2 separate regions of the Homo sapiens genome follow, and region 1 is linked to region 2. A link is a contact called in ENCODE Hi-C or POLR2A ChIA-PET data. All regions are on one chromosome and are shown on one strand. Each heading gives the region's core, a stretch centred on a gene start or an enhancer-like site at or near the end of the contact. The rest is flanking DNA. Distances are from core to core; before and after follow the strand shown. Region 1 overlaps SLC8A2 (solute carrier family 8 member A2). Region 2 overlaps BICRA (BRD4 interacting chromatin remodeling complex associated protein).

Region 1 (7,576 bases), core at 2,264-4,763, 220 kb before region 2:
CTAACTCCTGACGCCTCTTGGTGTCTCTGTTTACTTCCTTCAGTGCCTCTCTGCATCTCTGTCCCTACATTTTCCATCTTCTTTTCTCTCTCTGCCTCTCTCAGCTTCTCTGGGTCTATCTCTCCATCTCTGACTCTGTCTCTCTGACTCTCCAGCAGTCTCTCTCTCTGACTCTGACTCTCTCCGTTCTCTGTCTCAGTCTCTTCTCATCTCTCTGCTCTCCCTTTTTTTGAAACAAAGTCTCGCTCTGTTGCCCAGGCTGGAGTGCAGTGGCATAATCATGGCTCACTGCAGCCTTGATCTCCAGGGCTCAAGCAATCCTCCCACCTCAGCCTCCTAAGTAGCTGGAAATATAAGCGTGTGCCACCACACCTGGCTACTTTTAAATTTTTTATAGAGACAGGATCTCACTATGTTGCCCAGGCTGGTCTTGAATTCCTGGCCTCAAGTGATCCTCCCACCTTGGCCTCCCCAGTGCTGGGGTTACAGGTGTGAGCCACAGCACCTGGCCCGCCCTTCTTTATCTGGATTCTTCTCTCCCTGTCTCTGTCTTTCAGAGTCTAAAGAATGGAGTAACAAAAGTCAACACACTTCAAGCAGAAGAGTTTCAATCAGGCAGTCATTCAAAAGACGCATCTCAACACACAAACACGCACAAGACACAGCGACACCCGCGCAAGGACAGGCGCACACAAGACGGCCATGTGGGGACATCCGCCCACCTCCACCCTCCTGGTTTCAGGATATTTTCAATTTTCTGTGGGTGGAAAGAAAGGGCCGCCCCCGACCTCGGCGTGGGCTGTGAGCTGTCCGCGGTGCTGAAATGCTGGGGCCGGCGAGGAGGGAGGGTCTCCCGAGACATGCTCCTCACACACCCTGACACACACAGACAGCTGCCGACACAGTGACATGCTGACAGGGTGACACACACACCTCTGTCGCTCACTCTCGCAGACATGCTGCGATCCGCTGACACACAGTGACTGACGTGCAGTGACAGGCACGTCAACTGCGCCTGGCAGGCGCACCCTCAGGGGACCCAAATGCAGGAGAAACCCAACGCGCAGGAAACAGCAAGAGGGACTCGAGCTAGACCAAGACAGGACTTCCTGAGATCAAAGGAAGCAGATTTCCTCCCCAGCCTGCCCCCTTGTTTCCTGAAAACTCCACTCTCCTGCCCTTCTCCCCTGCCAGTCTCTGATCTCAGACCCAGTCTCCTCATCCTGTCTCTCACTGACCCAAACTCCCTTTTCTCTCTGCAGCATCGTGAGAACCTCTCCTTCCCTGGGTCAGTCTCTCTCCTCCATGAATGTCTTTATCGCGTCTCCATCTCTCTGCCTTTCAGTCTCCCTCCATCTCAGCTTTCAATATCCACCTCTCTCCCTCCCTCAAAGCATCTCTGTCTCTGTGTCTCTTCCTTTTTTTCGGGGGTGGGGTGGGTGGGAGATGGAGTTTCGCTCTTGTTGCCCAGGCCAGAGTGCAATGGCGTGACCTCGGCTCACAGCAACCTTCGCCTGCTGGGTTCAAGCGATTCTCCTGTCTCAGCCTCCCGAGTAGCTGGGATTACAGGTGCATGCCACCAGGCCTGGCTAATTTTTGTATTTTTAGTAGAGACGGGGTTTCATCATATTGGTCAGGCTGGTCTCGAACTCCTGACCTCAGATGATCCACCCGTGTTGGCCTCCCAAAGTGCTGAGATTACAGGCATGAGCCACCGTGCCCGACCTCTAAGTTCCTGTCTTTCTGTGTCTCTGTCTCTCTGTTCTGTCTCTGTTTCTCTCTCCAGTTCTGTTATTCTGTCTTCAGCTCTCCCTGTGTCTATCTCTGTGTCTCTGTCTCTGTCTCTCATGCTCTCCCTGCCACCCCATCTCTGGGTGTCTCTCCTCCATCTCCAGCCCAGCTGCTTCAAAGCGCCTCTAATTAGTGCCTGCCCATCAGAGGAAGGAAGAGTTTCCCTAAACACTAATTAGCCTCCTGTTCTCTGTCTTCTGAAGCCACAGCTGGGAGCTTGTGGGGGTGGGGGACAGAGGGTGTCCCAGCCTGGGGAAGCCATGTGGGGGAGGACAGGGCCGTAAGGTTGCAGCAGCAGGAGGGAAGCAGGTTGGACTATAAGAAGGACCGGAAAAAGCAGAAAGAAAACTCTCCATTCCCCCATCTCTTGGTGTGAGAGAGGGGTCTGGGATGGTGCCTCTCGCAGCCCCCAACCCAAGTTCTCAACAACCCTCAGACAGAGACCAAGCCAGACAGAGAGAGAGAAGGAAAGGTGTGGAGTGTGCCTGAAATATAAGCTGAGTCAGAGAGCGAGGTGCTGGGGACAGACAGCTGCAGATGAACAGAGACGCAGAGACCCAGAGAGAGACAGCCCAGGGAGTGAGAGATGCAGAGATGCAGAGGGAGAGACGGAGAGACAGCGAGAGCAGTGAGAAGCTGAGTGCTGCCCGAGGCGGAAGCGCAGAGGCTGGGAGGAGGAGGGAGGGGGAGCGCGGTGGGGACTCCGCTTGAGTAGGAGGCGCGTGGGCGGCACGGAGGAGGGAGACAGACGGGCATGCGGGGGCGGAAGAGAGCGGGCAGAGGAGGGGCAGGCGCTGCCTGCATCCTGGGCAGGGGGGTGGGGGAATGTGAGGCTTCAGGCACACATTGGGGGACACTCGGTCACCTGTGTAAGGGGTGGCCAGGGATCTGGGCGTGAGAACAGCCCTGACTTAATAATTTAGTGTACGTGTCCGTGATTTTATGTGTGTCTGCGTGTTTTTTTTCTTTTTTTGAGACAGGGTCTCACTGTGTCGCCCAGGCTGGAGTGCAGTGGGTGATCACAGCTCACTACAGCACCTAACTCGTGGGCTCAAGCCATCTTCCTGCTTTGGCTTCCCAAGTAGCTGGGACTACAAGTGCACACCACCATGCCCAGCTAATTTTAAACAATTTTTAGCAGAGTAGAGGCTGATCTCCAACTCCAAGGCTCATGCCATCCTCCCGCCTCAGTTTCCTAAAGTGCTGGCACTACAGACATGCGCCACCACTAATTAGAAAAATTATTTTTAGAGTAGGAGTCTTGCTATGTTGCCCAGGTTGCTCTCAAACTCCTGGCCTCAAATGATCCTCCTGCTTCGTCCTCCCAAAGCGCTGGGATTACAGGTGTTGACCACCACGCCTGGCCCTGCCGTGTGTGTCTATGTGTGTGTGGTGCGTATAAATGGCTTTGTGTCCAATCTGTAAACGTCTGTCTACATGTGTGTGTCTGAGTGTATCCAGCCAGCCCACCTCCCCAGACCCCATTTTCCTAAATCCCAGCCCTCAGGCTCCCCAGTGTCTCCCCAGGCCCTGCCCTGCCTTCCCAGGCCCCCAGATTCCAGCACCATCTTTTCCCAAATCCTCGCCCAGATTCGCGTTAGGTGCCCCGCTATTTCCCCAGGTTCTTCCTCATACCCAGAAGCCCCACCCCTTCCCTAGCTCCGCGCGCCCAGGCCCCACCCATCTTGTTAGGCCCCGCCTTCTTCCGCAGCCCACATCCATTTTCCCATTTCCTGATGTCGTATGTCCAAACCCAGACCCCACCTATCGCCCTGGACCCGCCCCCTCTCCACAGCCACCGACAGCGTCTCATCTCCACAAGCCTCTCCCCACATCTCCCTGGGTACTCTTCAGCACACACTCCACGAGCTACCAATTAAGGCCCCACACCGCTCTCCCCAGGCCCCGTCCCATCTCTCCTCACCTCGTCCCCCCTTCCTCCTTGGGGCCCTCTTCTCACCTGTCCGGCCACCCTTCTAGGCCTCGCCTCTTCATTTCACAGTCACAACCCCACCAGGCCCCGCCCACGTGGTAGACACAGCACACCTAGGCCCCGCCCCTCCCGAGGCCAAGCCCACTTTGGAGAACGATTCACTCAGGCCCCTCTCCTCCTGAGGGCCCAGCTGTTCAGTGAAGCCCCGCCCACGTCGTGGGCATGGGTCACAGGCCCCGCCCACGTTGCGGGCACGGCCACGCAGGCCCCTCCCCTCCCGAGGCCCAACCAAGACCCGCCCACTATGTGGGCATGGCTCACCCAGGCCCCGCCCCTGAGCCACATCAGGCCTCGCCCATTCCGAAGCCCCGCCCCTCTCCGGGCCGCCTCGGGCGTGCTCACATGGTCTCGTCGTCGCCAAACTCCAGCTCTCCGCACGCGTCCTCGTAGTGCACGCCGCCGCCGCGCGCCGTGCCGTCCACCGTGCGGTAGGGAAGGCGCACGGTGCCGCGCGCGCCCGAGCTGCGCACGACGCGCACGTCCACGGTGCCCATGCACTCGCTCACGTGCAGCAGGCGGTCCTGGAAGGAGAAGATGCCTGCGTGGTCGTCGTCCAGGATGGTGACGGTGGCCAGCAGCGGCGCCACCAGCCGCCCCTTGGGCCGCCCGCCGCCGTCCGGCTCGAACATGCCCTGCGCGTCGCCCACGCGCAGGTTCAGCAGCCGCACGAAGAAATGCTCGTCCTCCTCGAAGATGTCGTCGTCGATGATGCCGATGCGCAGCTCCTTCTGCGTCTCGCCTGGTTTGAACACCAGCGTGCCCTCGCTGCGGCGGGGTGGGGAGGGGGAAGAGCGGGGTGAGGGTCGGTCATCGGCTGTGTGTTGTACGGGGGGAGTCTGGACGTGCTTCCCAGAGGAGACGTAGGTGCCATAGAAGAACTCCCAAGTATGAGGGTCGACAGGCATTAAACAAGTAATACTGAGGGTGAATCGGGGTGGGCGTCCTGGAGGAAGGGCTGCAGAGCGGGAACAAGACAGAGTGGGCCCCTCCCCGCGTGGAACTCGTGAAGAGCAGAAGGTGGGAATTAAACAGGTAATGATAAGGTTGAGATCAGGGCAGGCTTCCTGGAGGAGGCATTAGCAGGTGGGCATACTCCAGGCAGAAGGAACAGCACATGCAAAGTCCAAGAGTTGAGAGGGAGCCTGGGGTGTTCTACATCCCTGCTTCTCAAACCTTAATATGCATATGAATCCCCTGGTGGAGCTTGTGAAAATGCAGATTCTGGTTTAGAAGCTCCCGGGTTTCTAGAATCGCATTTCTAACGAGCTCCAGGGGATGTCCTGGTCACATTTTAAGTGGCAGGGATATAGGACCCAGAAAGGACTCTGTCATTCCTCTGATAAAAACCCTTCCCAGATGCCCCCAAGAGGAAGTCCATACACCTTAACTTGGCATCACTCATTCATTCAACAAACACTCCTAAGGGCACCCGTTGTGTGCCTTGTGCCGAGTGGTGCTGGGGACACAGCAGTAACCAGGCCCTGTCCTCACAGGGTTCACAGCCCCATGGGAGAGCCATATCACCATGACAATTGCACATTTAATGATTTAATTACGGTTCATTCATTCAACAGATAACTGACCGTTGTGTGCCAGGCATTGTTTTAAGTGTTGGGGGAACGGCACCAATAAGAAGCTTTGAGATTCTGTTTTAGTGCAGAAGAATGAACAATAAACAAACACAGGATGTCAGGTGGTGATGGTGCTATGGAGAGAAACAGGAGGGTAGGGAGTGAGGAGAGGGAGCTGTTGGCATGGTCAAGAAAGCCTTTTGGAGGAGGTAACATTTGAGCAGAGACCTGAAGGAGGGGAGGGAGTGAGCCATAGGGAGGATGCCTGGAAAAGAGTTTTTTGTTGTGTTTTGTTTTGTTTTTTTGAGACAGAGTCTCGCTGTCATCCAGACTGGAGTGCAGTGTCTCCATCTTGGCTCACTGCAACCTCCCCTCCCGGGTTCAAGGGATTCTCCCACCTCAGCCTCCCGAGCAGCTGGGACTACAGGCGCCTGCCACCATGCCTGGCTAATTTTGTGTACTTTTTTGTAGAGACAGGGTTTCATCATGTTGGCCAGGCCGGTCTCGAACTCCTGACCTCAAAAGATCCGCCTGTCTTGGCTTCCCAAAGTGCTGGGATTACAGGCGTGAGCAACCGTGCCTGGCCAAAAAGAGTATTTTTGGTAAAGGGAACAGGCAATGTGAATGCTCTGACCTGGGACTGGACAGCCGGACAGGGGACAGGATCTGACTTAGGGACGGGTCACCTCTTCGAGGAACTGCAGGGAGACCAGCATGATGACAGCAGAGGGAGCCAGGACGAGAGGGTGGAAGATGACATCACAGTGGGAACGGGGGCAGATCACCTAGGGCCTGGGTGGGCCACGGTGAAGACTTCTGCGTTTACCCTGAGTGAGGAAGGAGCCCTGTGAAGCTTCGTTCCGAGCAGAGGAGGGACACGAGCTGGCTTGGTGTTAAAAGAGTAACAGTTGTGGAAATCTCTGAAACACCCATAAGATACTCTGTAATGGGGGGAGCCGGGGAGGGAACAAGGCAGTGACATTAGATTACTCAGAGTGAAATTCTGAGGGGTCATGGAGTAAGTGGACTCTTCCTGGCAGGGCTGCAGACATCAGCGTGACTCTGGGATATTAAGAAATCTTGAAAATCTATCATTTCCCCCAATCCCTCCTACTGTGCATGTAAGGGGCTCAGCACCATCTCTGAACCCTGCTATGTGATCCATATGCATTCACTATCACTTTCATATTAAAGGGGTTCTGGGGCCGGGCGCGGTGGCTCACGCCTGTAATACCAACACTTTGGGAGGCTGAAGTGAATGGATGACTTGAGGTCAGGAGTTCAAGACCAGCCTGGCCAACACAGTGAAAACCCGTTTCTACTAAAAATACAAAAATTAGTGGGGTGTAGCAGCGCATGCCTGTAGTCCCAGCTACTCTGGAGGCTGAGGCATGAGAATTGTTTGAACTGGGGAGGTGGAGGTTGCAGTGAGCCAAGATCACGTCACTGCACTCCAGTCTGGGTGACAGAGCAAGACTCCGTCTCAAAAAGGTGGGGGCGGGGAGTCAGGCTCCAGTTTTCCAGCTCTGTGGGAGGAAGAGAGGGACCGCAAGGTTCTGGCAAGAGGTAGGGGGCATAGAACCTGGTGAAAAGACCTGCAGTGGAGGGATGAGGGAGTCCCTCAGCTCAGGATTCACTGTCCGTGGTGATGGAGCACCCAGGAGGGTGGGCTGACCTGCTTCAAGCCCAGTTTGGCCACCATGCCAGCTGTGTGATCTTGGGCGGTCAGGATTCTGCAGTCCTCTGAGCCTTGGTTTCCTTATCTGTGGAATGGGCTAATAATAGTGTTTACCTCCTGGCGCTGTGGTGAGGACTGAATTGATACAGGGGAAGCACCCAGAGGCACAGTTAGCTAGTGATATCCACATATTAATATCATAATCTTAGAGTCCTAAAAGTCATGGGATATGAGACATTTACATGTAAGGGATAAAGGGATCAGTAAAATATGGAGATTGTAGCACTATCTTTTTTTTTTTTTTTTTTTTTTTGAGACGGAGTCACCCTGTCGCCCAGGCTGGAGTGCAGTGGCACGATCTCAGCTCACTGCAACCTCCGCCTCTTGGGTTCAGGCGATTCTTCTGCCTCAGCCTTCCAAGTAGCTGGGATTACAGATGTGTGCCACCATGCCTGGCTAATTTTTTGTATCTTTAGTAGAGATGGGGTTTCACCATGTTGGCCAGGCTGGTCTCAAACTCCTGACCTCGTGATCTGCCAGCCT
Region 2 (7,229 bases), core at 3,722-6,221:
ATCAACATTTTTTTCCCTGTTTTCCTTTTCTAGCTTTAAAATAGACACATCATGCAAGCGGCTACATATCCAGGGCCCAGCCAGCTCTTACGGGGCTTTTTCATGCAATTGAAAATGGTGCTTTGTCCGAGAGGGCATGACTCTGTGGTGTGTCCTTTGTATGAATTGGGAAAGGGGACTCCTTTCTCCATGTGGATGCCACCCTTCTCTGGGGCTCATAGGTGTGAGCAGAACCTGGACTGGATTTGATGCCCCACTTGCCCCTTTGTCTGGATTCCTTTGTGCAGTGAACAACCTGTGCAGCTGTACATGGTGGTGCATACACACACACACACACACACACACACACACACACACACACACACACACGTTCTCTTCTCTTCTCTCTTTCTTTTTCTTTTTTGAGACAGGGTCTCCCTCTGTCACCCAGGCTGTGGTGCAGTGGCATGATCTTGGCTCACCACAGCCTTAGCCTCCCAGGCTCAAGCAATCCTCACACCTCAGCTTCCCAAGTAGCTGGGACCACAGGTGCACACTAGCATACCTGGCTAATTTGTAAAATTTTTTGTAGAGATGGGGTCTCACTGTGTTGCCCAGGCTACATATATATCTTCTATACTCTGTACGTATTGTATGCGTCTCTGTCTTAGAAACTTACATGTACATTAGTTTCCCATTGTCGCTGTAACAAATACCACAGATGCAGGATCTTAAAACAGAAAACTATTCTCGTATAGTTCCAGAGGCCCTAAGTCCAAAATGAGGGTGTTAGCAGGGCCACTGGGGTTGTCAGAGCTGTGCTCCCTCAGGAGGCTCTAGGGAAGAGCCTAGAGCCTTCTTCGCCTGGTCCAGCCCCCGGAGCTCTAGGTGGTCCTTGGCTCGTAGCCACGTGACATTAAGCTTTGCCTCCTTCTTCACATGGCCTTCTGTTCTTCTGTGACTTCTCCTTTGCTGTTAAGAGGACATTTATCATAGGATTTTGAGCCTACCCAGATAATCCAGGACAGTCTCATCTCAACATTGTTAATCTAATTATGTCTACAAAGACCCTTTTTTCCAAATAAGGATGGCCACATCCACAGGTTCTGGGATGTTTACATATTTTTTGTGGTGGGAGCCACCATTCAACTCACTACAAAGGCCTTGGAAATACATCCTAAGAGCTTAACTTCTAGGCGTCATAGCATGTTAAGTCCACGTACCAGGTGAACACATCACCTCATTTGTCTGTCTGACCAAGGTTCACGGGAATGACTCATTCGAGGCATTTCAGGACAACTAAAGGGATAGAGGACCTGGCCGGGTGAGTGGCAGAGGTGGGGAACCTGTTGTAGTACACCCCTGCTGTGGGGGGTGGAGGGAGAGATGGCCAGGCTGGCATCATCATGTAGTTCCCACGGGCTTAGGAGTCTCAGCTGGGTTCAAATCCTGGCTCTTGGGTGACCTTGGGCAAGTACCCAACCCTTTTTGGCCTCAGTCTCCTCATTTGTGTAATGGGCATGAGGATAATGGCATCTGCCTTATAGTGTTGCTGTGAGAATGAAATGATAAGATGAAGCACTTTGCCGGGCGTGGTGGCTCACGCCTCTAATCCCAGCACTTTGGGAGGCTGACGCGGGCAGATCACGAGGTCAAGAGATTGAGACTATCCTGGCTAACACAGTGAAACCCCGTCTCTACTAAAAATACAAAAACAAAAAATTAGCTGGGCGTGGTTGTGGCGCCTGTAGTGCCAGCTACTCAGGAGGCTGAGGCTGGAGAATGGCGTGAACCCGGGAGGCAGAGGTTGCAGTGAGCTGAAATCACGCCACTGCACACCAGCCTGGGTGACTGAGCGAGACTCCGTCTCAAAAAAAAAAAAAAAAGACGAAGTACTTAGTAAGCATTCAGCAACCTTGGCTGGGGTGACGAAGATGATGAAGTCAGAGGTGGCCGTAGCCAAGGGCTCATGGGACAGAATCTGACCCATCAAATGCCCAGACTCCCAAACACCAGGGCTCATAGCCACGTGGCCCAGGCAGAGGTTGGACTCGTAGTTGGGGCAGGTCCAGTCGGTGGCCAGCGAGGAAGGGGGTTCGCGGGGAGGAGCAGAGGCCAGAGGGAGCCGGGCCGGGGAGGAGGGCTTTCTATGGTCGTTTACACATGGCATCTCGGTGTCCAGTGTGGGGCAGGCATATAGGAGGAGCTGAGGCTGCTTGGGCAGCATTTATTTACCAATCGGTAGGTCAGCTTTTGAGTATTTTAATGGCAGGAGCAGCCAGATGTCAATAAGCCAAATGTGAACCCAGGCTTGGTGATGAGAAAATACATTTACTACATTTGGGCCAGAATAGTGGTCATGGACAGGAGGGCACTGACTGGAGAGATATGGGAGGTGGGATGGATAAAACTTGGATGAGTCAGATGTGGGGTCAAACTTGGTTCCTAAGTCCCCAGAGAGAGCTGTATCAGTGAGCTGTCACTACATAACACACAGCCCTGGCTGGGCACAGTGGCTCATGTCTGTAATCCCAGCACTTTGGGAGGTCAAGATGGGAGGATCGCTTGAGCCCAGGCATTTGAGACCTGCCTGGGCAACATAGTGGGACCCCGTCTCTGCAAAGAATTAACCAGGTGTGGTGGCGTGCGCCTATAGTCCCAGCTCTTCAGGAAACTAAGGTGGGAGGATCCCTGGAGCCCAGGAAGTCAAGGCTGCAGTGAGCTGTGATTACACCACTGCAGTCCATCCTGGCCAACAGAGCGAGACCCTGTCTCAGAAAATCAAAATAATAATAAACAGAAAAAAGAAAACCATGATCCCAACGGTTAGAATTTGGACTGGGCGTAGCTAGGTGCTTCTGGCCTGGGCTGGGTGTCTGTAGTCAGCTGTTGGACAGCTGGTGACTGCGTCTAGGGCTTGGCTGGCTGTTAGCTGGGGTGATGGGGTGATGGGCACGTGGCTCTCATCCTCTTGCAGGCCAGCCTGGGCTTCTTCACCTGGCAGCTGGGCAAAGACTGGAAGTGTGCCAGGCTCAGAATCACACACCATCGGCCAGGCTCCTTGGCTCATGCCTGTAATCCCAGCACTTTGGGAGGCCGAGGCGGGCAGATCACGAGGTCAGTTCAAGACCAGCCTGACCAACATGGTGAAACCCCGTCTCTACTAAAAATACAAAAATTAGCCGGGTGTGGTGGCACGCACCTGTAATCCCAGCTACTCAGGAGGCTGAGGCAGGAGAATCGCTTGAACCCGGGAGGTGGAGGTTGCAGTGAGCCGAGATCATGCCACTGCACTCCAGCCTGGGCAACAAGAGCAAGACTCCATCTCAAAAAAAGAATCACACACCATCACTTTCACCACATTCTGTTGGCCAAAGCAAGTCAAGAAGCCAGCCCAGGGTCAAGGGCTGAAGTCATAGACCCCACTTCTTAATAGGAGGAGCTGCAAAGAGTGTGGGACGAGGGAGGAGAATTTCTGGCCACTTTGCAATCAACCACAGTGGCCTTTGTTTCAGATCCCCTTTCCACCAGCCCTCTCACATTTTGTTTGACCTCTCTTCTTAATCAGTGACCCACAAAGAACAGCCCTTGACCCATGTGAGAGGCCTTGCCATGGGTTGCAAAGAAAATCCAGAAATGGGAGCTCTTTTTGCGTCAGGTTGTATTTGTCTGCAAATAATGGGAAACCACATAGTGGCTTAAACCATAAGGATTAACAAGTTTGGAGGCGGGCAGCCCATGAAGAGTTATGAAGAGTACAGTCAGGCCGGCGCGATGGCTCACGCCTGAAATCCCAGCACTTTGGGAGGCTGAGGCGGGTGGATCACTAGAGGTCAGGAGTTCAAGACCAGCCTGGCTAACGTGGTGAACCCTGTCTCTACTAAAAATACAAAAATTAGCCGGGTGTGGTGGCACGTGCCTCTAATCCCAGCTACTCAGGAGGCTGAGGCAGGAGTCACTTGAACCTGGGAGGCGGAGGTTGCAGTGAGTCAAGATTGCGCCACTGCACTCCAGCCTGGGTGACAGAGCGAGACTCCGTCTCAAAAGAAAAAAAAGAACACGGTCTTTTTGTCAGCTCCCATCAACCATCCTCTGCTGGTGGGCTTTTCAGCCTCAGGTTTGTTGTCCCGTGGTTGCAAAATGGCTGCCACAGCTCTAGTCATCTCAACTGTATTCAAAACTGGAAGCAGGAGCAAAAGACTGTCTTTCTGGAGAAACTCTGTCTTTGTATTCTGGAAGGAAAACTTTCCCTGAAAGTCTCACTGAGCAGAACCTGTCTGTACACTTCAGTTTTTACTATTTGCACAACTGTGGTTACTCTAACTGCAAGAAAGGCTGGGAAAGTGAGTGTCTGATAAAGGAGATAGGAATGCCTCTGGCTTAGTTCAATTATTTTAAGGCTATTTTGACCACAACTCACAGTCCAAAATATGTTTCTTTGTGTCGCAGTACACACACACACACACACACACATTATTGAAACCAATTTCTCAAATACTCACTCTTACCATGTATGATACACGTTAATGTCTTCCATTCCATTCCATTCCATGCATTTTAATTATTTAAAGCAGTTCCTGGTCACAACCTGCTAATTTGATTTCACAACCTTCAAAGGCATGACCCATAGTTTGAGAAAGACTGGCCTAGAACAGTCTTTGTTTACATCTTAGCGTTGGCAAGTGTTAACCCTGCACAGAGTCAGGCTTCTGCGAGCGGAGGAGGAGAGGTGGGGAAATGGTGTTTTGAAAAGCAACAGATAGACTTTGCCACATCATTTGCACTTCTTATCAGCAAATGATATCGTTCTGGAGACTTTGTATTACTGGCAGGCAACCTGAGGTTACTCCAATTTATATTGGGAAATTAAAATTCGCCTGTTTGTGGAGCTTAGCTGGCCCTTTTAATTCCGTATCCTGCTAGCAGCCTGGCTTCTGCACAGCTCCTGATGACAGCGCAAAACTCCGATTGCATTACAAGTGGAGGAGGAATTCACACAATTTTCTGGAAGGACACTGTGTCATTGTTGCGTCATGGCTGTTCTCTGGAGCTGGTTGTGGTTTTCAGGCCCGGCCTTTCCTGCTTTTTATAGTGTGGTGGTGAAGAGTGAGGTCTTCAGAATCACAGGGTCTGAGTTCAAATTCTGGTCCCATGGTGCGATCTGGGGCAAGTGTCCTGACCACCTCCGAGTCTCCTTTTCCTGTAAGATGTGCATCAGCAGTGCTTCCGTGGGGATGGGGAGGGATCGGTGGGTATGGAGTAAGCACAGGGGCTGGTACCCGGAAGCACTCAGGCAATGCGGGCTCTTCAGGGTGTGCCAGGCAGCTTCGGCTGTGTGATGCCACAGTGACGAGTGGGCCCGGGTCGCAGTGGTCCGTGGTGGCAGAGGCTGGCTTCTCGCTCGTGTGTGTGCCCGTGGGGGGTTGGCTGTGGCTCTGGCCACATGTCCGCCCTGTTCTGGAACTCAGGGGAACTATGTGATGGCTCTTGAAGCTTCTGCTCTGAACAGACACAGTGCGCCCACTCCATCTCATGGAAGGAGAATCTTTCCGTAGGAGCAGGCCCACTGGGTGGGGGGCAGCGGACAGATGGTTAAAAAGCCAGTGTGCCACACCAGGGCTTGTCTCCAGGGTGCTGGTGACAATTTTGGGTCCGCAACCCTGCATACTAGTTTTCAACCCCCACCCCCCCGCCCCCCCACTCTGCAACCTCAGTCACTGTTTCAAAAGTTTCTGAGTGTGGGGGGTAGGGGAGAGGTCTCCAGCACCCTCCCTGGCTGAGAACCACCAGCTGTGCTCCCCAAGCCAGGGATGGGGTCTGCCTCTGCCCTTTTGCTGTCCTCAGCACCCCCCACCAGACACACAGTAGGTGCCTACTAAATGTACATTTCAGCAGGTTGCCTCTTGAATAAATGAAAGGATTTGTTTAATTTCCTCTGCAAATTCATTCATTCATCCCACAGATATTTATTGAGCTCCTACTGTATGCCACATAATGTGCCAGCCCCAGGGATCTTGCAGAGGACAAAACAAGCAAAAGTTCCTGTCCTGGGGGACATTTCGGTAGAGGAGACACACAGTAAACAACCAAACCATCAGACGGATATATGATATTTGATGTTAAAGTTTTGGTTTTGTTTTTTTTGGGATGGGGTCTCGCTGTCTTGCCCAGGCTGGAGTGCAGTGGCACGATCACAGCTCACTGCAGCCTCGAACTCCTGGGTTCAAGCAATTCTCCTGCCTCAGTCTCCTGAGTAGCTGGGATTACCGGTGTGCAACACCATGTCTGGCTGGTTGTTTTGTTTTTTTTTAATCTTCATGTGTGTCTTGAAAGGCTTCCCCTGCCTTCTGGGTTGAGAGCAGCAAGACACCTAGCTGGCCTGGTGAGGGTGCACACAGTGCAGGTGCCGCAGCGCCCCCAAAACTGCTGTTTTCCATTGCGTTTATCTCATCTGGAAAATGGGGGTAATACCAGGGTGTTTGGAAGGATTCAAAGAACCCTGGTACCTGGCTGAAGCAGGAGATCTGTTAACCCTTCCAGATACACACACAGGCCATGTGCGGCAAACAGCACCAAAGTGGGGCCGGGGACTTCTGTCCAGCCTCACTGGGCTGTGGCCCAAAAGCTCTGGGAGTCGCCCCATTAGATAGCATCAACAGTGGCAATTAAAATGATCACAACTAGCGTACACACTGCTTACAAAGTACTTTAGGGCATGGATTAGAGGTGTTCCTATGTAACAGTCCCATGGAGGACGTAGTGTTATCCTCCCCAAACGGAGGCACAGAGGGGATAAGTAACTTGTCTTAGGGTACACGGCTGGGAACGGGAAGTGGCAGCCCAGGGATGGGAGCCTCAGAATCAGTCAAGGTGCACTTGATTCCTGCTGTGAGCATGCACAGGCAGTAACCCCAGCCCCTCGCCCAATTTCTTTTTTTCTTTTTCTTTTTCTTCTTTTTTTTTTTGAGCTCTGTCATCCAGGCTGGAGTGCAGTGGCGCAATCTCAGCTCACTGCAGCCTCTGCCTCCTGGGTTCAAGCAATTCTCCTGCCTCAGCCTGCGGAGTAACTGGGATTACAGGCATGTGCCACCACACCCAGCTGTTTTGTATTTTAGTAGAGACAAGGTTTCATCATGTTGACCAGGCTGGTCTTGAACTCCTGACCTCAGTTGATCCTCCCACCCCGCCCTCCCAAAGTGCTGGCATTACAGGTGTGAGCCACCACGCCCGGCCTTCTTTTCTTTTTGAAA

The links. Hi-C counts contacts between places; a loop is a spot of excess contacts on that map. ChIA-PET counts read pairs that join two places held with the same protein, here RNA polymerase II (POLR2A).
Region 1: a loop to region 2 is called in a map of endothelial cell of hepatic sinusoid, with 6 times the contacts of the local background. The contact joins two enhancer-like sites. A Hi-C loop is called at or near these places in 3 of 168 maps with a recorded cell type or tissue (astrocyte of the cerebellum, endothelial cell of hepatic sinusoid and vagina). POLR2A ChIA-PET finds 5 or more read pairs at or near these places in 3 of 52 experiments (A549, H1 and activated T-cell).

The regions. Positions count from the first base shown.
Region 1 is chr19:47,443,683-47,451,258 of GRCh38, forward strand. SLC8A2 (solute carrier family 8 member A2) reads right to left here. Exons shown (of 10, transcript NM_015063.3): 4 at 4,127-4,549. Among named protein-coding and RNA genes, the nearest start is that of SLC8A2, 24 kb to the right of the region's middle. RefSeq lists silencers at 2,529-2,578, 3,785-3,854 and an enhancer at 2,965-3,890. Within about 2 kb of position 3,514, at least 2 of the 41 ENCODE cell types and tissues checked have a DNase peak (open chromatin) inside an H3K27ac peak, as active enhancers do.
Region 2 is chr19:47,659,365-47,666,593 of GRCh38, forward strand. The region is part of intron 1 of BICRA (BRD4 interacting chromatin remodeling complex associated protein); the gene reads left to right. Among named protein-coding and RNA genes, the nearest start is that of EHD2, 50 kb to the right of the region's middle. RefSeq lists enhancers at 1,488-1,989, 1,990-2,489. Within about 2 kb of position 4,972, at least 26 of the 41 ENCODE cell types and tissues checked have a DNase peak (open chromatin) inside an H3K27ac peak, as active enhancers do.